Regions from separate parts of the Mus musculus genome. Here region 2 is linked to region 1. The links are chromatin loops, found by intact Hi-C in ENCODE. Cell type or tissue: gastrocnemius. All regions are shown on one strand. Links, peaks and the distances in the headings refer to the core of each region. The heading gives the core; the rest is flanking DNA.

Region 1 (9,693 bases), core at 1,694-9,693:
TGTTTCACTAGATATAGCTTCCAAGAGATGTAATGTTTGGCTTTTTAATGTATAAAATCCCCTGCTTGAGAGCTGCAAAATACATTTAGATTGAAACTGCCTCTGTGTTTGTTTCTGTTTGTCATCACTGAATCCTTACGCACCTAGCCTCCAGGACCCTCATTCCAGGGACTCCCATACCCAACTGGGGTGGTCCGTGACAACACGGGGACTTTACATCTCTGGCTATGATCCAGGAGTCCTATTTACTGTCCAACTGCTCCAACATAGCCTTGTGAGACCCATGGTCCTCTTAGGCCCCAACAAGGCCCCAACTAGTGAGGATGAACCAGCCACACCCCTAACCTCTGCCTCTGCCCACCATCACTCCCTCATCAGGACCCACCACCCTTTCACTCCAGCGAGGTCTCACTTCATCTAACCAACCACTTCCTAAAACACTTCCACATCCTGCATTACCCACTTCATCACCTTCGTCAGGACCCCTGCAATTATTAGAAGCCTCTTTCTAGGCTCTTAAATCCTCCTGCCTGGGCTTAACACAGGACTGTTGGTTATGCTTAAACGCTCAGCACCCCCTCCCCCCAACTATGAAGGAATAGCTATCCCTGGAGACTATTCACACACTACAGATGGTATTCAATATAGTTGACAACAACCAGACAGAGATACACTGACCCTACAATCAATAACAGGACAGGGACTCTATGTCCCCGTGTTCTCTAGTGGCAATATGAACCACGGACATGGACATCAACAATGACCTCTGCTGCTGCATAGCCACAGAGCCAGACACGGCCCTCACTGGCAGCCTAGACAAGGACTGTAGCTGTGTGTATTATGAATGCTAATTATGTTCCCCCAAAACCTGCTTACACAGCATATCTGCACGTAGCTTCTGTGAACCTGCCCCCCAAACTGGTTCTGATTAGTAAATAAAGATGCCAACAGTCAACAGTTGGGGAGATCAGACAGAGGTGGGATTTTTAGGATGCCCAGGGTTGAGACTGGGAAGAGAGGAAGAAGGAAGAGATCAGCCATCCTGGGAGAGTATGGAGGAGAGGAGAGATGCTATGGCTGAGAAGAGGGCAGGACAGAGAGGCATGGCCACCATGTGAAGGAGCCAGGAGAGCACAGCCCAGAGTGCTGCCCAACCGGGTCTAGAGCAGCCAAGATAGAACATAGAACTTAGTAAGTAGTAACTCAGGATTAACCACATAGAGGTTAGGCAGTGGCCCAGCTATTGCGCTGCTTAAGGCAGATTAAAATATAAAGACTGTGTGTGTGTCTTTCATTCAGGAACCTAAACCACTGAGGCTGGTAGTGCACGCACCACTGGGATTTATTTGAAAGAACAAGAAGGGGTATGTGGGAGGATTTTTTAGGAATGAAAAAGAAGAAAAATAATGATGCTATTATAATCTAAAACCAATCAAATTTAACTGAAAACAAAAATGAAACTAAGATACATTCTTCTTATTCCAAAAGAGGAGGAGAACCAGGACACAATTACCATCAGATCAAAGCAGAACCACAGGTCACCAGTTAAAACACTCGGTGCTCGATGTCCTGGACTCTCATGATCTTCTGAGCTCCAAAGGGCTCGAGAAGCGTCTGTTTCTCTGTCTCTGCTCTCGGCAGCACATGAAGCATATTGGACAGGCTCAAGCCAGCTCCACTCTACTCCTGCCACTGTCCTTGGTCATTTCATGGGGCAAGGTGCTGGTATCTCCGTTATCTGAGGTCATCGCTGCCACGGAGCCTTCACCTTCGAAATTGGCCTCTCACAGAGCCAAGCATCAGCTGCTCTCTGTGACAGGCTTCTAAAACCAGTCCCCCATATGGGAGACTCTTTATGACCCACCATCTCATGGACCACAGCATTTGTGTGCTGAGCCCAGAGAAATGCTTCTCTGTAGATTTCACCTCAGTTATACGGGTCTCTTAATCACAGCTAATTTTTTAGCTCTAGCTAACCAGCATCAGTATAGCAAAGTGGTGATGATGGGCTTTTGTTAATGACAGCTGACTCTTAAGCCCCAGCAGGCAAGAGACCACATACTCTTAACACAAATATAACACACACACACACACACACACACACACACACACACGCATGCGACATGTAAAATGTATGAGAGACTCACACACTTCCTTTGAAACTTCACAAGCCAGGCCTTTGTCATTTGAGATTATCTCACAGTTCTTATTTTCCAAGCTCCACAGAACATTCCATTAAGGACTGAACATTAAGCATCAATAGATTTTCCAGAGTGTTTGTTTGTTTGTTTGTTTGTTTGTTTTTGTTTTTTCGAGACAGGGTTTCTCTGTGTAGCCCTGGCTGTCCTGGAACTCACTCAGTAAACCAGGCTGGCCTCGAACTCAGAAATCCTCCTGCCTCTGCCTCCCCTCCTAAGTGCTGAGATTAAAGGCATGCGCAACCACTACCCGGCACTTTTCCAGAGTTTTAAACACAGACAGAGACTTTCCCCACACAACGTGGTCAGGTTTGTCAGTATGACACCCCACTTCTGCTACCAATTCCTATCCTAGTTAGGTTTCTGTTACTGTGAGAAAGACAATTTGGGGGAGGAAAAGGTTTCCTTCACTTTATAGGGTAGAGTCCCTCCCCATCCCTGAGGTAAATCAGAGGAGCGGCTCCGGTAAGAAACAAAACAGGACAGAGAATGTTACTCACTAACTTGCTCCCCATCATTTGCTCAATACTCTCTTTTTATTTAATATTTATATTATTATCGTTTTTACATCCCAACCATAGTTTTCCCCACCCCCACCCCGTCCCCCTCCCTCCTCTCCTCCCAGGCCCTCTCCCCCACTTTTCCTCTGCCCCCACCCCATCCACTCTCCCACCACTTCTCTTCAGAAAAGGGCAGGCCTCCCACAGACACCAACCAAACATGACATATCAAGTTGCAGTAAGACTAGGCACCTCTCCTTTTAGTGACAGCTCTTTTTCTTATACCACCCAGGGTCACCTGCCCCTGCCCAGGGCTAGCACCACCCACAGTGGGCTCAGCCTTTCCACTTCAGTCATCAAGCAATCAAAGGCCCAGCAAACTTGCCCGTAGGCTTCCTGATGGAAAGAAATCCTCATTCAAGGCTTTCTCTTCCCAGTTAACTCTATCTTGTGTCAAGTTGTCCGAAAGATCAGCTAGCACGGTGCTGAAAGAAAGATTGTACCTCATGAGCCACATAATACCATGTATCCCACATGGACAGAGAAGAACTAAAGGAAGACGGTCTGTTCAGCTAATGCTTCTTCAGGCCCGAAGGTAAGGCTGTTGTTTGTTTCTCTGCTTGCCTCATTTCTTCTGAAACAGCTTCCTTGAAGATAAACATAAATTATAAAAACAAATGAAGAGTCCATAAATCATCATCATCAACACACACACACACACACATACATACACACACACCCACACACACCTGTTTTCCAGGGACATTTGGTAATTTCTGAAAGACATTTTGTTGTTCCTGTTGTTTGTTGAAAGACGCCGAGGAAGCAGAGGAACACCCCTTATATACTAGAATACTACTGGAACAGAGTATTATTCGGCCCAGTAATGTCAACACTAGTAGTGGTGAGGATGACAGACACTGAACTGGAGAGCAAGACTAGTAAATCATACCAGAAACACTATGAGCCCACTAAGCTTTGTATCCTACCCTTAAGGTGAGCCTCTCATAGCATAGTGTTATGGGGTCCTCTTGGATCCAACATAACTCAAAACCTCAAATCAGCGCAGAAAAGAAAAGCTCATTGCAACCAAGCCACGACTGATTGATTGATCAGGAATGCAGAACAGACTGGGGAGCTGAACTGCAGCCCCGAGACAGAATGCTATAGAGCTTTTAAGCATAAAAATCACAAGCCATCACCATCCATGCCAAGTGCATTTTCCAGCAACCATGGTTCAGGGATAGGGGTCCTCCCTGGGAACATTCCTTTGTGGTACATGTATTTTGTTCTCAATAGTCAGTTTGCTCAGTCGTGGGAAGGTGGCTTGCCCAGCAGTCACTTCTAACTTACCAACCAAGATGTCACTCATCCAGGGAGGTCTTGGGAACTTTGTTTGACTCCCTATTCTAAATGGAAGTTTTATTCAAAATGACTTCAGTTTGGTTCCTTCTTACAATAGTATCTGGTGACTTTTATCTGAACTTTAACCTTTTAAAAAAATTTTTTTTTCGGATGCTGAAGGTTATGAAGTTATAAAAAAAGGTTAAAGCGGATGTTGGTCTTCTAATTTTCATTTGCTCAGTGTATGTGACTCCTAGTCTAGTTGATAGCTTCAGGGTGATTATGGTCAGATGTCTGAAATAGAAATCTCTGTTTTAAAACCCATAGTGTCCTAGAAATCTCTTCTAACCAACTACTCCATCTTTGATACAAAAGTGCCTTTTGGGGAAATGAGGATTGGTAAAAAACACTTATTGCATCTAACTTATCAAGTCTTTTTTAAAAAATAACTTTATAAAGGATTTATTTATTTGATGTGTATCAGCACACTGTCACTGTGCTCAGACACACCAGAAGAGGGCTTCAGATCCCATTACAGATGGTTGTGAGCCACCATGTGGTTGCTTGGAGTTGAACTCAGGACCTCTGGAGGAGCAGTCAGTGTTCATAACCACTGAGCCATCTCTCCAGCGCAACTTATCAAGCCTTAATGACTTCTTCCAAAGAAAGACTCTTCTTTCAGACCTTGCCATGCTACCTATCCTCTGAATGCAAAGATTAGAGAATCAGTCAGCAGTAGAGATACTTTCAAAGTAGTCAGCAATCATTGGTGTCTCCAAGAAAATAGAAAGTTTTGGAAAACCAACAGGGATTAATCTCAGATGCATCCTTCCTTTTTGAAACAGGGTCTTGTCACAGTCTCAAAGTTTCTTTGTGACGCAGTCTTTCTGTTCTCCTGTTTCAGGCTCATGAGTGCAGAGATTGGAGATGTGTGCCACTCGAGTTAGCTTTCAGACTGGATCTTAAGAGCAACAACTTTTTTTTTTTTTTTTTTTTTTTTTTAGGGCAGGGTTTATTTCAGTGTCAGCAACAGCTTAGCCATCAAAAAATTAAACTCTACCCAGGGCGACAGAAGTCTCTACAACGAGGCTAAGGGCTCAGTCGCCAGGCGGCAAACATCAAGGGTGCATGGCGGGCACTGCCCGGGTAATAAGTTAGGAAGCAGCAGTCTGATGGTGGCGAGGACCAGCTTCACTTCTGGGCCGGCATGAGGTCGTCGATTGCCTGACCCTGCTCGAGCCGCTGCTCCATCTCAATGAGCAGTTTCACTCCGTCCACCACCATCTGCACCAGCTCCACCTCCGAGAAGCTCAGGCGGTCAGCATTGGAGACATCAAACACGCCACAGACAGCAGCGGAGTCCACGCCACCTGTGCCTCGCTTCTGAAGCCGCAGCCGATTGAGCACCTCCGAGAACTTCTCGTGCTTCCCCAGGTGGGGCAGCTTGATGTGCACACCTGCCCGCAGTCCGGTGCCCAGGTTGGAAGGGCGTGTGAGGATGTAGCCCAGGTGAGGGCTCCACATGAACTCATAGTTCTTGGACTTGAAGAGAGTTTCGATTTGAGTGAGGCCGGTGCAGAATCGGGTGAACACTTCCTTCATGTTGCCCCCCTTCTTCATGGAGATGACCCGCAGGTGGTCCTCCTCGTTGATCCACACCAGGAAAGTCTTATTGTCATTGTGCCATATGCCAGCAAGCATCCGGCCAGTCGCGGGCCATGCTGGAGGCCAGCAACAGAGGCGACACAGGCTTGTCGAAGAGGAAGTGGTCGTCAATGAGCTGCTGCTGCTCCGCCTCGGTCATGCTCTTGATCGCATAGAACCTGCCAGACAGGTCGCCATCTAGGCTGGACAGAGCTTCTACTGCCAGCTTCTCGATGGCGCGGCGCTCCCCGCGGCTGCAGTACGGGGTGGGGTGGGGGAGCGGGGGGGGGGTGTAAGACAGAAGCCGCGGATGCTGCGGCCTGTGCGCACCAACGAGCTCAGCACGTAGTTGGGGTCCAGGTCATTGCCACCCTGCAGGTTGTCTGGGTTGAGGTAGGTCTTGTGCTCATCACTGGGCTGGTAGCTGCCGTGCCGCTCCTCAATAATGGGGTCGAAGAGTTCCTTGAATACGTCGTAACTCTCCTTGTCGCCTGCCACTGCACCCACTGTCATGATGTACGGGTGGCCCGGATTGTCTACGCCAGTCTGAATGGCGTCGTCCAAAGTAAAGCCGCTCGGCGTGCAACTGTCACGAAGCTCGGCATACAGCTCGGGGGTCAGCACCTTGGCCATATGGTTGTTGTGGCTGCTCAGATCAGGGAATTCATCCTCGGCCGGGAAGCGCAGCTTCTGCGTATTATGGCTGTTGGAGAAGGGTATGGCGAAGGCAGCGGGCGGGATGCCTGTGCTTGCAGCTCCTGGCGCAGCGCAGAAGAACGACCGAGCAACAACTTCTTATCTTTGGAATTTGCATGTCTAGAAGAATGCTAGGCATACAGTAGGGGTCCAGGATATATATATTTTTAACAGTGAGTGGCCAGAACATGATGAGAACATTTTTTTAAAAAGATTTAATTATTGTATCTAAGTACCCTGTAGCTGTCTTCAGACGCACCAGAAGATGGCGCCAGATCTCATTACCAGGTGGTTGTTAGTCACCATGTGGTTGCTGGAATTTGAACTCAGGACCTTCGGAAGAGCAGTCAGTGCTCTTAACCACTGAGCCATCTCTCCAGCCCGAGAACTTTTTTTTTTTTTAAATCTGAAGTTGCCATAGATTTACTGTAAATATGAGCAGAGATTAGACTGATATACTGAAGATGTGCTGAGCCCTACTTACAGTGTCTGGTCTTCTAGGAACTGATCGTGATAATAAAAATGGTACTTACTGTGCTTACAGAAGCATTTGATGATGACAACGATGACGACGACTGTTATTACTGCGCCGAATCCTGCCCCAAAGAGCACAAGTGTGTTCTTGCTATCAGGAGGGTCTTCTGGGGCTGTGGAAAGAAAAGAATCGGTTGTGATGTGCTTCCTCCTGCTGGGTTCCCATCCTACACCTCTTCAGTATGTACCTGTGGAGAATCTTTTACTTTGCCAGATCATCTCATGGACACACAATTGCTAGCATTCCCTTGCACTGTCCTATATCCAACGATATAGATATTGCACACGAAAAAAAGTAAACTGAATTCTTGCACCTACCGAGCTAACTTGGCATGGGGAAGATTCTATGGAGAAAGCGTAAAAGCTAACTTGTCTTCTTGGCTCATTTCTGTGGCTGCTATGGCCAGGCCTTATCGATGTCATAATCTAGATATACCTACTTATTCTCCTCTAGCTCTGCTGTGCCTCCTCCCGTTCTCTTGCATGTTCTCCTCACGCCCTCCACCTTCACTCATGTTCCACACAGTGGCTGCCTTAAGGTTTGGGAGGTGCTCCACATTCTCTTTAAGATTGATTGATTGATTGATTGATTTTCCTTCCAGGTTTAAGTTTGGGGAGGGTTAGGAGAACTAAGAATGACTAAGAATTGGTATTAAGGGATCATTCTGGAAGTCACTTTTGTGGGCTAGCTTCTAATGAGCTTCTAGATTCATGAGGCGCAAAAGAGGGATACAAAGACTGCCGAAGCAGGAGGAGAAAGAGGTTGGTGTGTGTTGCTGCCATCCAGTTCTCCTCACTGGGGGCAACAGCTATGCCATTTATTTCTCAATCTTTCTGGGAATAGCAACATCTGACAGCGATACCTTTTGACAGGAATATTAGCAACACCACCTCTCTGGCTTCTCTGGAATGACTTACCAGAAATTATTGAACACTAACTCGTTTTCGATTTTCCCCATTACCAAGCCTCCTGGGTGAGGTTTGGCTTTCAGCTTATTTGAGCATTTGACACCACGGACTCCCTTGTCCTCGGTTTCTCTGCTTTGCACTCCTGTTTCAGCTTGTTACACTCATCTTTCTTTGCAGGAACGTCTTCCTCTTCTCAGCTTCTAAATGCCATTGATTCTGTAGTGTTTGTGTGGGCGTGGTCTGCCTTTATCATCTAACCCACACTCAAACCTTGAAAGGCCACCTCATTTCTAAATTTGAACATTACAGGTCTTATCTCATTTATGGACCCCAGATGTATTATAGATCCAGCTGCTGGCAAAATGGTTGGAAGCCAGGTGATAAAAACTAAATTGACTGTTTTCTTTCTTTTTTTTTTTTAACATTTATTTATTTATTTATTTATTTATTTATTTTTATTTTATGTGTATGGAATTTGCATATATGTCTGGGCACAACAGGACAGAAGAGGGCATCAGATTTCTCTGGGACTGGAGTTAGCCACCACGTGGGGGATGGAAATCAAGGACAGCTCCTCTGGAAGAGTAGCCGCGCTCCTACCTGCTGAGCCTCACTGTGTCCTTAAAGCACATCACCTGCTGCCCTCATGTACCACTGCGGTGAGTGGTACCCCTAGTCACCTCAGCGAGAGTGACACATTCTCCTTGTTCCCACCTCCCAGCGGGCTTCTGTGGACTTCCTATCATCTAGCAGAAGACTCCCGATTCCTAGCCCCACCCCCATCACCTGCCGGAGTTTGGATCTTTCTTACCTGCCTCCTACTAGCCTCCAAATGCATCTCACAAATGATCACTTGCCTTAACTCTGACTCCAAATGATGATGGCTGTCTGGTTAGTGAGATTTTCCTTAAAAGCTCTCCATTTACAAAAACAGACTCCATAAGTAGGCAAAGCAATCATACCTGGACCAAGCCTGACCTACCACTTGCTTTAAAATATAAAGTTCTAAATGGGATGCAGTGGCTCATGACTCTAATCCCAGAAGTAAGGAGGCTGAAGGTGGAAGACTATGAGCTCAAAGCCATCCTGGGCTGCATAATGAGACACCATGTGTGCACATGTTTGTGTGCATGGCAACAGAATCTGTATGACCTGAGAAGTCTAAAATACTATCTGAACTTTTTCTAAAACAGTTCCAGCAACTTTTGCTCTAAATTTCACATATACCCACATTCCAAAACAGCATCCAAAGTAAACTATAGTCAAGCTATGAATACATATCAAACTTAACATAAACCTCACCTTTAAAAATAATATAGAATTCATTAGTGATAGAGCTATAAAGTAAAAATAAGCCCTGAATGAATAAACAATTTTCACACTATGAGCCAAGACACTTTAAAATAAAATATTAGAATACATAAAACATGATTGAGATTTTGAGTTTTGAGTGTTGAAGTCATGCCAAACACAATTTGGTTTATGTTGGGGACCAATGTTTTCAGGAAATTTTCTTATTAGCTACAAAGGAAAATAGTTGAAAGACTCAATCTCAGATCTGAATGGGAAAATCACACACTAGACTGAACCCATAAGCCACCCTAAACTGCCTCAACTATAAAGAGGTAGGCATAAAGTGGCCAACAGTGCATATTTAATGCATGTGTCCCAAAGACTGTCACACAGCATTGCTTCTGTACTGTGCACATAGCTGTCCTTAGGATGGGGCTAAGATGGGAGGAGAGTCCTAGGTGCATCTCTGTATACTCAGCCATCCAAATTGGCTGTTCACTTTCATGATAACCTGCCATAGGTTTAAGATACATATAAAAGGAATCTGTCTTATTTTTTCACTTGTAGAGAAAGGG
Region 2 (10,086 bases), core at 866-8,865, 110 kb after region 1:
TATTTAATGATAGTATTCATAATCACATGGAATTCATCAAATAACTACAAACATATGAAAGGGTATCTACTTGGAAAACAAACAAACAAAAAGTGACTGTGAGAAAATAAAGGATAGGGCATGAATGAAATGCTAAGACATGTTCAGAAATTGAATAAAAATCAATGTTGTAAAGAAAAGCCCTTTCGGCAATTTGCAAATTCATGTAGAATAACAAAAAAACCTAGGATAGCAAAAAACTATTCTCAACAATAAAAGAAACTCTGGTGGAATCACCATGCCTGACCTCAAGCTGTACTGCAGAGCAATTGTGATAAAAACTGCATGGTACTGGTACAGCGACAGACAGGTAGATCAATGGAATAGAATTGAAGACCCAGAAATGAACCCACACACCTATGGTCACTTGATCTTTGACAAGGGAGCTAAAACCATCCAGTGGAAAAAAAGACAGCATTTTCAACAAATGGTGCTGGCACAACTGGTGGTTATCACGTAGAAGAATGCGAATTGATCCATTCTTATCTCCTTGTACAAAGCTCAAGTCTAAGTGGATCAAAGAACTCCACATAAAACTAGAGACACTGAAATTTATAGAGAAGAAAGTGGGGGAAAGCCTCAAAGATATGGGCACAGGGGGAAAATTCCTGAACAGAACATCAATGGCTTGTGCTATAAGATCAAGAATCAACAAATGGGACCTCATAAAATTGCAAAGCTTCTGTAAGGCAAAATATACTGTCAATAAGACAAAAAGGCCACCAACAGAGTGGGAAAGGATTTTTACCAATCCTAAATCTGATAGGGGATTAATATCCAATATATACAAAGAGCTCAAGAAGATGGACTCCAGAAATTCAAATAACCCCATTAAAAATGGGGTACAGATCTAAACAAAGAATTCTCAACTAAGGAATACCAAATGGCTGAGAAGCACCTGAAAAAATGTTCAACATCCTTAATCATCAGGGAAATGCAAATCAAAACAACCCTGAGATTCCACTTCACACCAGTCAGAATGGCTAAGATCAAAATTTCAGGTGACAGCAGATGCTGGCATGGATGTGGAGAAAGAGGAACACTCTACCATTGCTCCATTGCTAGCGGGATTGCAAGCTTGTACAACCACTCTGGAAATCAGTCTGGCGGTTCCTCAGAAAATTGGTCATAGTACAACTGGAAGATCCAGCAATACCTCTCCTGGGCATATACCCAGAAGATGTTCCAACTGGTAATAAGGACACATGTTCCACTATGTTCATAGCAGCCTTATTTATAATAGCCAAAAGATGGAAAGAATACAGATGTCCCTCAACAGAGGAATGGATACAGAAAATGTGGTACATTTACAGAATGGAGTACTACTCGGCTATTAAAAACAATGAATTTATGAAATTCTTAAGCAAATGGATGGATCTGGAGGATATCATCCTGAGTGAGGTAACCCAATCACAAAAGAACTCAGTTGATATGCACTCACTGATACATGGATATTAGCCCAGAAACTTAGAATACCCAAGATACAATTTGCAAAACACAAGACAATCAAGAAGAAGGAAGACCAACGTGTAGATACTTCATTCCTTCTTAGAATAGGGAACAGAATACCCAGGGAAGGAGTTATAGAGAAAAAGTTTGCAGCTGAGACGAAAGGATGGACCATCCAGAGCCTGCCCCACCCAGGGGTCCATCCCATAACCAGCCACCAAACGCAGACACTATTGCATACGCCAGCAAGATTGTGCTGACAGGACCCTGATATAGCTGTCTCCTGTTAGGCTTTGCCAGTGCCTGGCAAATACAGAAGTGGATGCTCACAGTCATCTATTGGATGGAACACAGGGCCCCCAATGGAGGAGCTAGAGAAAGCACCCAAGGAGCTGAAGGGGTCTGCAACCCTATAGGTGGAACAATATGAACTAACCAGTATCCCCAGAGCTTGTGTCTCTAGCTAAATATGTAGCAGAAGATGGCCTAGTCGGCCATCACTGGGAAGAGAGGCCCCTTGTTTTTGCAAACTTTATATGCCCCAGTATAGGGGAATGCCAGGGCAAAGAAGTGGGAGTGGGTGAGTAGGGGAGCAGGGTGGGGGGAGGGTATAGGGGACTTTTGGGATAGCATTTGAAATGTAAATGAAGAAAATATCTAATAAAAAATTGGGAAAAAAATAAGCTCTTTTCACACTTCATCTGCACATACTTCGAAGTGTACATGCCGTTTGTACCGCTTATGTAGATGTGTAAGAGGAAATACCCATTATAGCCCAAGGAACAGTTAGATTGCCAGATACCAAAGCTTACTACAATGCTACAGCAGCTACTGTAAGGAGGCATTACTAATGGATAGAAACATAGAACAGAGAGAGAGAGAGAGAGAGAGAGAGAGAGAGAGAGAGAGAGAGCTGGGATGTAGCACAGGGCTACTGCAAGAAACAGAGCAGTAGCCCAGTTCTAGAAAGAGCTATGGATACAGGGGTGTTTGACTTATGACAAAGGTGGTGATGGATGCTAGCCTAATGGTTAAAATAACCATTTCAGTAACAAATGCCCAGGCAACTGGACACCCAAGTGGGCTCTGGCTTCATGCCATGCTCTAAAACCAAATACAGGCTGACATTGCCTTCATCACGAGCTGTAAAACAATAAAACACTCAGAAGGATGAAATGGGGGGCATCTCCAGGGGAGCAGAAGATCCTCAAACACGACACAGAGAGTACTAACCTAGGCAAAGGGAGACACCAACCCTAAGGTAAGTCAAACGACTGTTCACCAAAAGATACCATTTAGAGGAAAAAGAATGCATTTCAGGGAAATGTGTAAAAGCTAACAGAATATTTTTAACCTGATTATTTAAAGCACCTCTACAAATCAGTAAGAAAAAAGAAAGAAAGAAAGAAAGAAAGAAAGAAAGAAAGAAAGAAAGAAAGAAAGAAAGAAAGAAACAAGCAAATAGAGAAATAACTAAAGAAACCCAACTAGCCTCTTCATAAAAGGAAACACTCAGACAGAGATAGAGGGCGGGGGCTGGAGAGATGGCTCAATGATTAAGAGCAGCTGTTATGCAGCCGGGAAGAGTGGAGTTCAAGTTCCAGTATCGGTGGAACAAGCCAGGTGCCCCAGCACTTAACCCCAGCTGTGAGGAGGGGCAGCAATAGAAAAAGAAAAAAGCAGAAAAGAAAAGGTATTCAACCGTAGTATTCATCAGGAAAATGAAAAGTGTAACCACAACGGAAAAAATGCTATGCACACCCACAAGGCAAAGGTTAGAAAAACCAATCACGACCACTGGAGAGGGACTCTCAGACATTGCTGAAAGGAATGCAAGTTACTACAGCCACTTAAGGAAACTGGCTGAATCCACTGTAGTTCTACACATTTGCACTCAGTGTCCAGTGCCTTGATGGTACCACTCCTAGGTACATGCTGAAGAAATGCACATACATATGCATACCTAAGCCTGTGTCCATGGATGTCCACGGGAACCCTGAAAACAACCAGATGCTTATCCGTGTTAGAATGCATGGGGACAGCATGGTGTACTCACAGACAGGCTAGAGAGCCACATGGCAGCACAGCCAACCCCTGGAAACGGAGCAAGCCTCCACTTTGGTTAGTCCTCAGCTGTGGGAGTTTTCTCAGTCTGGCCCCAGACAGGCTGAGTGAAGAGGCCTCTGAGGTGAAACCTGCTTCAAGCCTGTGAGTGCCGAAAGCCGCACCATATGGAGCTGTGTGAGCAACATCTAGCCGCCCCAGCCAGTCCCCACCTCATGAGCAGAACCAGTAATTACAAGTCTTTGAAGCCACTATATTAGGGGTAGGGTCACACAGCATTAGGTAACCAGAATGTACATTGAAGTTTTTGAGGAAAAACAAAGTAAAATATATTCAACAAGGTATGTGGCATATACCTGTAATCCTAGCATTCATGAAGGAGAGGCAGAAGGAATGCAAGTTCGAGGCCAGCCTCTGTTATAGTAGGGACATATTGACTCAATCAAGAATAAAGAGCCAGAGAAAAAGAGCGAGAGAGCAGACTATATTCAACTTGTAAGCCATTTTTAAATATTCGAGGAAGGAAAACTCATTGGCTAACTTTATAAAATGCTTTTAAGAACTAAAACGTAATGTTAGATTCATAAACAGGACACAGTTACTTGTGTTTTAAAATTAAAAGTTGAAGGGAACAATTGGGATTTAAAATTTTTTATTTCAATTGAAAATTAATTTTGGGAGTAAAATAAGCATGGGTAAAAGTCATTGGATTCTTTCAGACAATTTAAAGCAACAACACGGGGAGAGGCGTGAAGCGTTTTATTGCATGCTTGCAGGACGCCATGTCCTGTCATAGGTGCTCTACCCAATCAGCTCACTGGATCCTCACAACAACCCTGTGACGTGAGTTCCTAGCCTCACAGTCCAGGCTCAGAGGCCGTGTAAACCTGGCAATGTCCTGCAACCCATAAAGGATGGAGTCAGGCCAGGTGCCTCTGGACCCTCCTGCTGTAAGGAAGGCTCCTGAAGGTGAGTTTCTTCACGTCATGTCCATCCCCCAGCTTGCCACACATCTTTCTGGAGGGCTAAGAGGAGGGGTGAGAGTATAAGTGGCCATCCGGGGAACATGGAGGAGTGCCATCTGGCTACAGAGACGACAGCTCTGTGATCCTTAGAGCTCAGGAGTGTGAATTGGAGCCAGAGGGGCCTGGGATCTGGACATAACTTGAGAAGAGTTCTGGAGAGGACGTCTAGAGGCTGTGGAGAGAAACAGAAGAAGGATGTCAGCGCGTGGCTCCAGAGGGTTTGCCAGATTTCATGGGATCCTTGTACAGTTTCTATGTCCTCTTTAGACCCCAGTTTTGACTGCACCCCAATGCCTAGCCACAAGCAGTTGTGCCTTTCAGTTCTTTCATTCTAGGACATGGAAGGGTCATGGAGGGCTCACTTCTGATGTTATTATCTAGGCCCATTTTCTCTTGGTCTGTAGGTGAGAGACAGAGCCTCTTCTTGAGTGCTCAAAAGAAAACACTCTCCATCCTGCTTACTGCTCATGGACTGTGCTGCCTAGTTTCTGTCAAGTTGACACAGGCTGAAGTCATCTGTGAGGAGGGACCCTCAATAAAGAAAATGCCTCCAGATGAGCCAGCTATGGGCAAGCCTGCAGGGCATTGTCTTAGTGATCAATGCGGGAGGACTCAGCCCACTGTAGCTGGTGCTGTCCCTGGGCTGGTGGTCCTGGGTTCTATAAGAGAGGAGGCTGAGCAAGCCATGAGGAAGGAGCAAGCCAGTAAGCAGCGCCCTCCTTGGCCTCTGCGTCAGCCCCTGCCTCCAGGTTCCTGCCTTGTTCCTGTCCTGACTTCCCTGATGATGAACAGCAATGTGGAAGTGTACGCTGAAAAAACCCTTTCCTTTTCAGGGTGGGAGGGCAGAGAGTGGGTTCCAGGGAAGGAAGGGAAAGCAGTTCCTTTGGCCGTCGTGGTGTTTCATCACAGCTATAGAAACCCTAACTAAGACGTGGATGATGGAAGAAAAACCACCCAAGCCCTGAACTGAAATTCGAAAGGCTTTGCAAGACGCCAACTTTCATTTCTACAAAGAGACGGGTGGGAAGACGAAGCTGGCAGAGCAGAGCTGGAAGAAAGATCTGGGCAGAGAAGACTGCTGCCCTGGACCTCACCCACACAGGGGGCCTCCGCCAGCAGAGCAGCCACTGCTGAGGCCCCCGGCCCCCCCCCCCCCGAGCCTGCGCGCCTGCGCGCCTGCGCCTAAGAGCAGAAAGTCTGCCCAGTGGCTGTTTGCTTGCTTGCACTGGCAGCCATCTGCTGGACCAGAAAATACCAACAGCAATCCGCAACAATCAGCTTTCATTCTGAGGGAAGAGTCTGAATGAAGCTCAGGAATAGATGCCGTCTCTCAGCCTCCTCCCAGGATGCACCTCAGTTGGGATAGGATTCTGCCAGCCACCAAGCTGGAAACCACTTCCACCGGGTTCCGTTTGTTATTGAGTTCTTGGAAGTGCTGCTCTCCGCCCCCCTCACCCCCCAGTCCCTGCCAGCTTTTTCCACAGGGTGGGATGGCAGAGGGTAGGTTCCAGGGAGGGAAGGCAGTCACACAGAAGCTGCCTAACATATGACCACTTAAAACTATGTGTTCACCTCATTCTGAACACTCTGTGGTTTGAAAGTAAAACCTGCCTGTTCTTTCCTTCCTCTCCGCTATTTAAATAAAACATGGATGGACACACACAAGGATATCTGGAGGCTAACAGTGGTTCTGGGGAGAGATCCCATGATAATTTGGAATCATCCTTATAGGGGATAATGACATCAAGGCTAGAAGTTAGGATTCTAGGATGTGATGAAGCTCCTGGGGTGGGAGGAGCTTGTGCAGGGACCCCAAGACATCCTGCCATTTTGCACAGTGAGTTAGGCTCCCAGACAAAGATGCCTCAGAGGTGCTAAGGTTATTTCTAATGCTGTCACAGCGAATATTCTGTCCAGATTTGCTTTACTGTGCAGCCAGCCACAAAAGTTCTAGTGTCCTTCAATGGTGCCTGTCTCCTGACATCTGGGAAGCATCCCTAAAACTGGGCCTTTTTCAGGCCTTGATTTGAATGGATTCAGAATTAGAAAAACAGAGACACAGGGTTGCTTAGGGCAGAGACGAGAGAGACAAGCCAGAGACTGGGGCAAAGGGGAAAGAGAGCAACCAGATCGCCAGACATCCAAGCCACAGGACGGGAGAAGTCAGGGGGCAGGTGGGGATGGAGAGGGTGAAGTGTAAGCAAGAGGGATGCTTAGAGCCACAAACCAAGACAACAGGGACAAGCAGGAGTCAGGAATGGGAAAGAGCCAAAAGAAGAACAGAAGTCAGTGCTGTGTGAAATGAAGAGGTGGGGAAGCAGGCTGGACAGCATGAAGCACCCATAGCTCACACTGGTCAGCAAGGAACGGGGTGTGGAGAGACAGAGGACAAATGCACAGGAAGGTACACTAAGCTATCCTGAGCCTCAGAGCCTTGGATTACTCCACAGGAAATGATAACATCCATATCTCTAAAGCCAGGGTCGGTCTTCATGGCCTTCATCTCTCGATTCTCTCATCAGCAATGTGGCTTGTCTGAAATTCGCATGCACTCATTCACACTGTGCGCCTTGGAGGTCTTCTGTGCCAGACTAGTTCGTCACATCTGGGGGGGGGGGATGCTTCTCTAAGAGTGCCAGTTTCGTTTGTGCACCCCTGTCACTTAAAAATGCCTCCCAGGTTGTGGATGGTGGGGCTTTCCTCAGAAAAAGCTGAGCCCTCACTATGGTCCGGTAGAGTCCAGAGGAAAATGTCAAAGTACTGAAGGATCAATCAGGAGACCGTGAAAGCAACTTCTCAGAACTACCAAAACACAGCCTTCCTGGTACACACCCCTACGAGGGACATCCTGTTCCCAAGGGGAGGCCACCTGGGTTACTTGCCCACACGTGTGGGCTGCTGGGAAAACCCAGGCTGTCCTACATCTGTCTTAGGAATGTTCTAATCAAAGCACTGTCTGAGCCTCATCTGAGTGACCAGCACTGTCTGCCACTGGGCAGGAGGAAAGCAAGATAGCCCCAGACTATTTGCCTGCCATCACCAGTCGCTTTGATTTTAACAGTCCTTCCTAGTGAAGACTCAAAAACAGCTGCTTCCCAGAACTCTCTGTGTGCCAGGAACAATCAGTAGAACCATACCAGCATTCGCTTCCCTTGAAATACATGCATGCCACATGCAAAAATCTCCTTGGCCCCAGCAGCAGTCTTAGCTATTAGCAAAATCTAGTCACGCCCACCCTCAAAAGACGAGAGCCCATTGGCCTGCTCTAAATGTCAATCAGCCCATTCTCCACAATGTAACCACAACTAATCATGAGTAGGTTTTAGAAATCTTTCATGCCACGCATGCATTTGCTGTGAGCACAGGTAGGGTTGGGTTCTAGCAGTGAGTCCTCTGAGGGGTTCAAAAGCAGTGTGAGGAACAAGGCATATTCACCTCGGCATACTTACGTAGGATCCTGAGCCGGTGACTGTGCCCGTGTTAGTTCCGCCCTCACCTCATGTACTCCCCATCGCTCCTATAATCCATAAACGACTCTGATCCTGAAACCTCCTCAAAATCCTCCAGCACCAGACTGGTGGAGTCCTCACCCAGGTTGCCGCTGTCCGGCCTGGGCATCCTGGGCATCCTGGCCCGGGGCAGAGGCACGGGAAAGTTGGTGGTTGCTGGAGGCGCGGAACAAGGGGGTGTTGGCACGATGCAGATGGGCCTGGCCTGAGCAGGGGACACAGCTGCCTCAAGGGCTTCTTCATCATCTTTCTCAGACTCTGGTTCCCCGTCTGAGGCAGAGGGACTCAGAACGTGGTAGAGGCTGGGAAGGCGGATGTCGAAGCGTAACCCAAACTTGGCAAACAGCTTGTCATTGAGGGTATAGAGCTTCTCCGAGATGTCATAGCCCAGCAGGGCTGAGAAGAGGCGGGAGATGTATCGCTCTCTGTTCAGAAGAAGGTAAAGATTTTTCCGGGGCCAGGAAATGTAGCTACATTCGGTCTCCGCAGTCAGCGTCACCTGAGGGGTTAGGAGCGGAGAGGGAAAGGTTTAAAGCGTAGAGAAACAGGCTGCTATTTTGACACGGTAGCTCTCTATGGCCTAGCTGGGACGAAGTCCAGGGTCAGGCTTCTTGTGTGCACTGTGATGTGCATGGCCGGTGTCAGGACTGAGGTCAGAATCTTTGGCAAGCCATTATTGTTATCGACAGTGGAACTGCTGAAAAGAGGAGGTAGGATATGCAAATTGAGGTTCCAGAAGGTGTTGGGCAGCTGAGCAAGGGACTGACTTCAGCTCCTGACACAGGGCATGCGCACCTTAGAGGAGAAAAATCAAGGTCTGGGAAGGAGATAACTTAGTGGTAGAGTGGTTGACCATGTGTGTAAGGCCCGGGGTTGAGTTTCCAGTGTGTGTGTGTGTGTGTGTGTGTGTGTGTGTGTAGAACTGGGGAGAAAAGTTTATTGAAAGAAACGGCTACAGATTAAGCATGCCAAACTGTATCAGATGGACAAAACAATGGGGTTCAGGTCCCAGAATCTGCTCTTGGTTGCAAACCAAAGGATTTCATGACCCGAGGAGGAATATAAAGGCACAGAAAAAGAAACTCGGGAGCAATGGAACAGGTCCCCTTCTGTAGTTATCTGAGGATGGAGGAACGTCTGTGTATTCACCGTGCCCAGGATGCAAACTAGATTACACCAGCAGGACAAAAAGGCAGCAGCATGTACTTGGCACACAGTAGGGCTCCATAATCCATGTTCAAATGATGAGCTGGGGATGGTGGCTCATGCCTTCCTTATAAGCACTAAGGAGTGGACCAGAACTGGAAGCCAGCTTGGGCTACATAGTGATTGTAGGGTAACCTGAGCTGCAGAGTAAGATGCTATCTCAAAACCAAAGATGAGCAGCAAAGCTAAGATGAAAATGAAATGGTTCCCCAGATAGTATAGAAAAGAGAATAAACTTAGACAACCTTGACTGGTCTGCCTGATACAACCCTCTGGCTGACAGGGCTACAGTGTGTGTCTTTGTGAGTGGTGAAGGCAGCCTTCGAGGCTAACCTTTACTGAGCTCTGAGTTTTTTTTTTTTTGTTTTTTTTTTTTACTGATTATGGAATATGGTTCAAAGAATTCTCTGTTAGAGACTATATACACCTCCTTAAACTCTTGCCTCCCAGGGCTAGAAAGTTGGCTGAGGGGTTAAGAGCACTTGCTGCTCTTGCAGAGGACCTAAGTTTGATTCTCACATCCATACCAGGCAGCTCACAACTGCCTAACTCCAGCTCCAATGGATCGAATACCTCTGGCTTCCGCAGGTATCTGTACTCATGTGTGCACACACACCCCCCCAATTAAAAATAAATCTTAGACACACACACACTTAAAAATAAATCTTTTTTTCAAGACAGGGTTTCTCTGTGTAGCCCTGGCTGTCCTGAAACTCACTCTGAAGGCCAGGCTGGCCTCAAACTCATAGAAATCCACCTGCCTCTGCTCTGCCTCCTGAGTGCTGAGATTAAAG

The links. A loop is a pair of places that touch in the nucleus more often than their neighbours do. Peaks named below come from ENCODE experiments on the same cell type or tissue, not always from the same donor. Only the 100,000 strongest peaks of a DNase experiment are listed, where the experiment ranks them.
Region 2: it touches region 1 in a loop (2.2-fold over the local background); 8 of 42 quality-filtered maps call a loop at or near these places.

The regions. Positions count from the first base shown.
Region 1 is chr16:38,479,956-38,489,648 of GRCm38, reverse strand. It overlaps Cd80 (CD80 antigen), which reads right to left. Exons shown (of 5, transcript NM_009855.2): 4 at 6,916-7,029; 5 at 2,716-3,345. The coding sequence ends at 3,248. Gm41453 (a long non-coding RNA gene) reads left to right here and starts at 6,766. Exons shown (of 3, transcript XR_876066.2): 1 at 6,766-7,096; 2 at 8,135-8,202; 3 at 8,326-9,693. It also overlaps the pseudogene Ck-ps3. In gastrocnemius, for the core only: a CTCF peak has its summit at 6,636 (motif pointing right); DNase peaks (open chromatin) are centred at 5,877, 6,323 and 6,624; H3K4me3 peaks cover 1,544 bases.
Region 2 is chr16:38,372,318-38,382,403 of GRCm38, reverse strand. It overlaps Popdc2 (popeye domain containing 2), which reads right to left. Exons shown (of 4, transcript NM_001081984.2): 3 at 8,027-8,585; 4 at 4,188-4,749. The coding sequence ends at 8,070. Among named protein-coding and RNA genes, the nearest start is that of Popdc2, 15 kb to the right of the region's middle. In gastrocnemius, for the core only: a CTCF peak has its summit at 5,824 (motif pointing left); DNase peaks (open chromatin) are centred at 4,621, 5,295, 5,745 and 5,991; H3K4me3 peaks cover 2,502 bases; H3K27ac peaks cover 5,766 bases.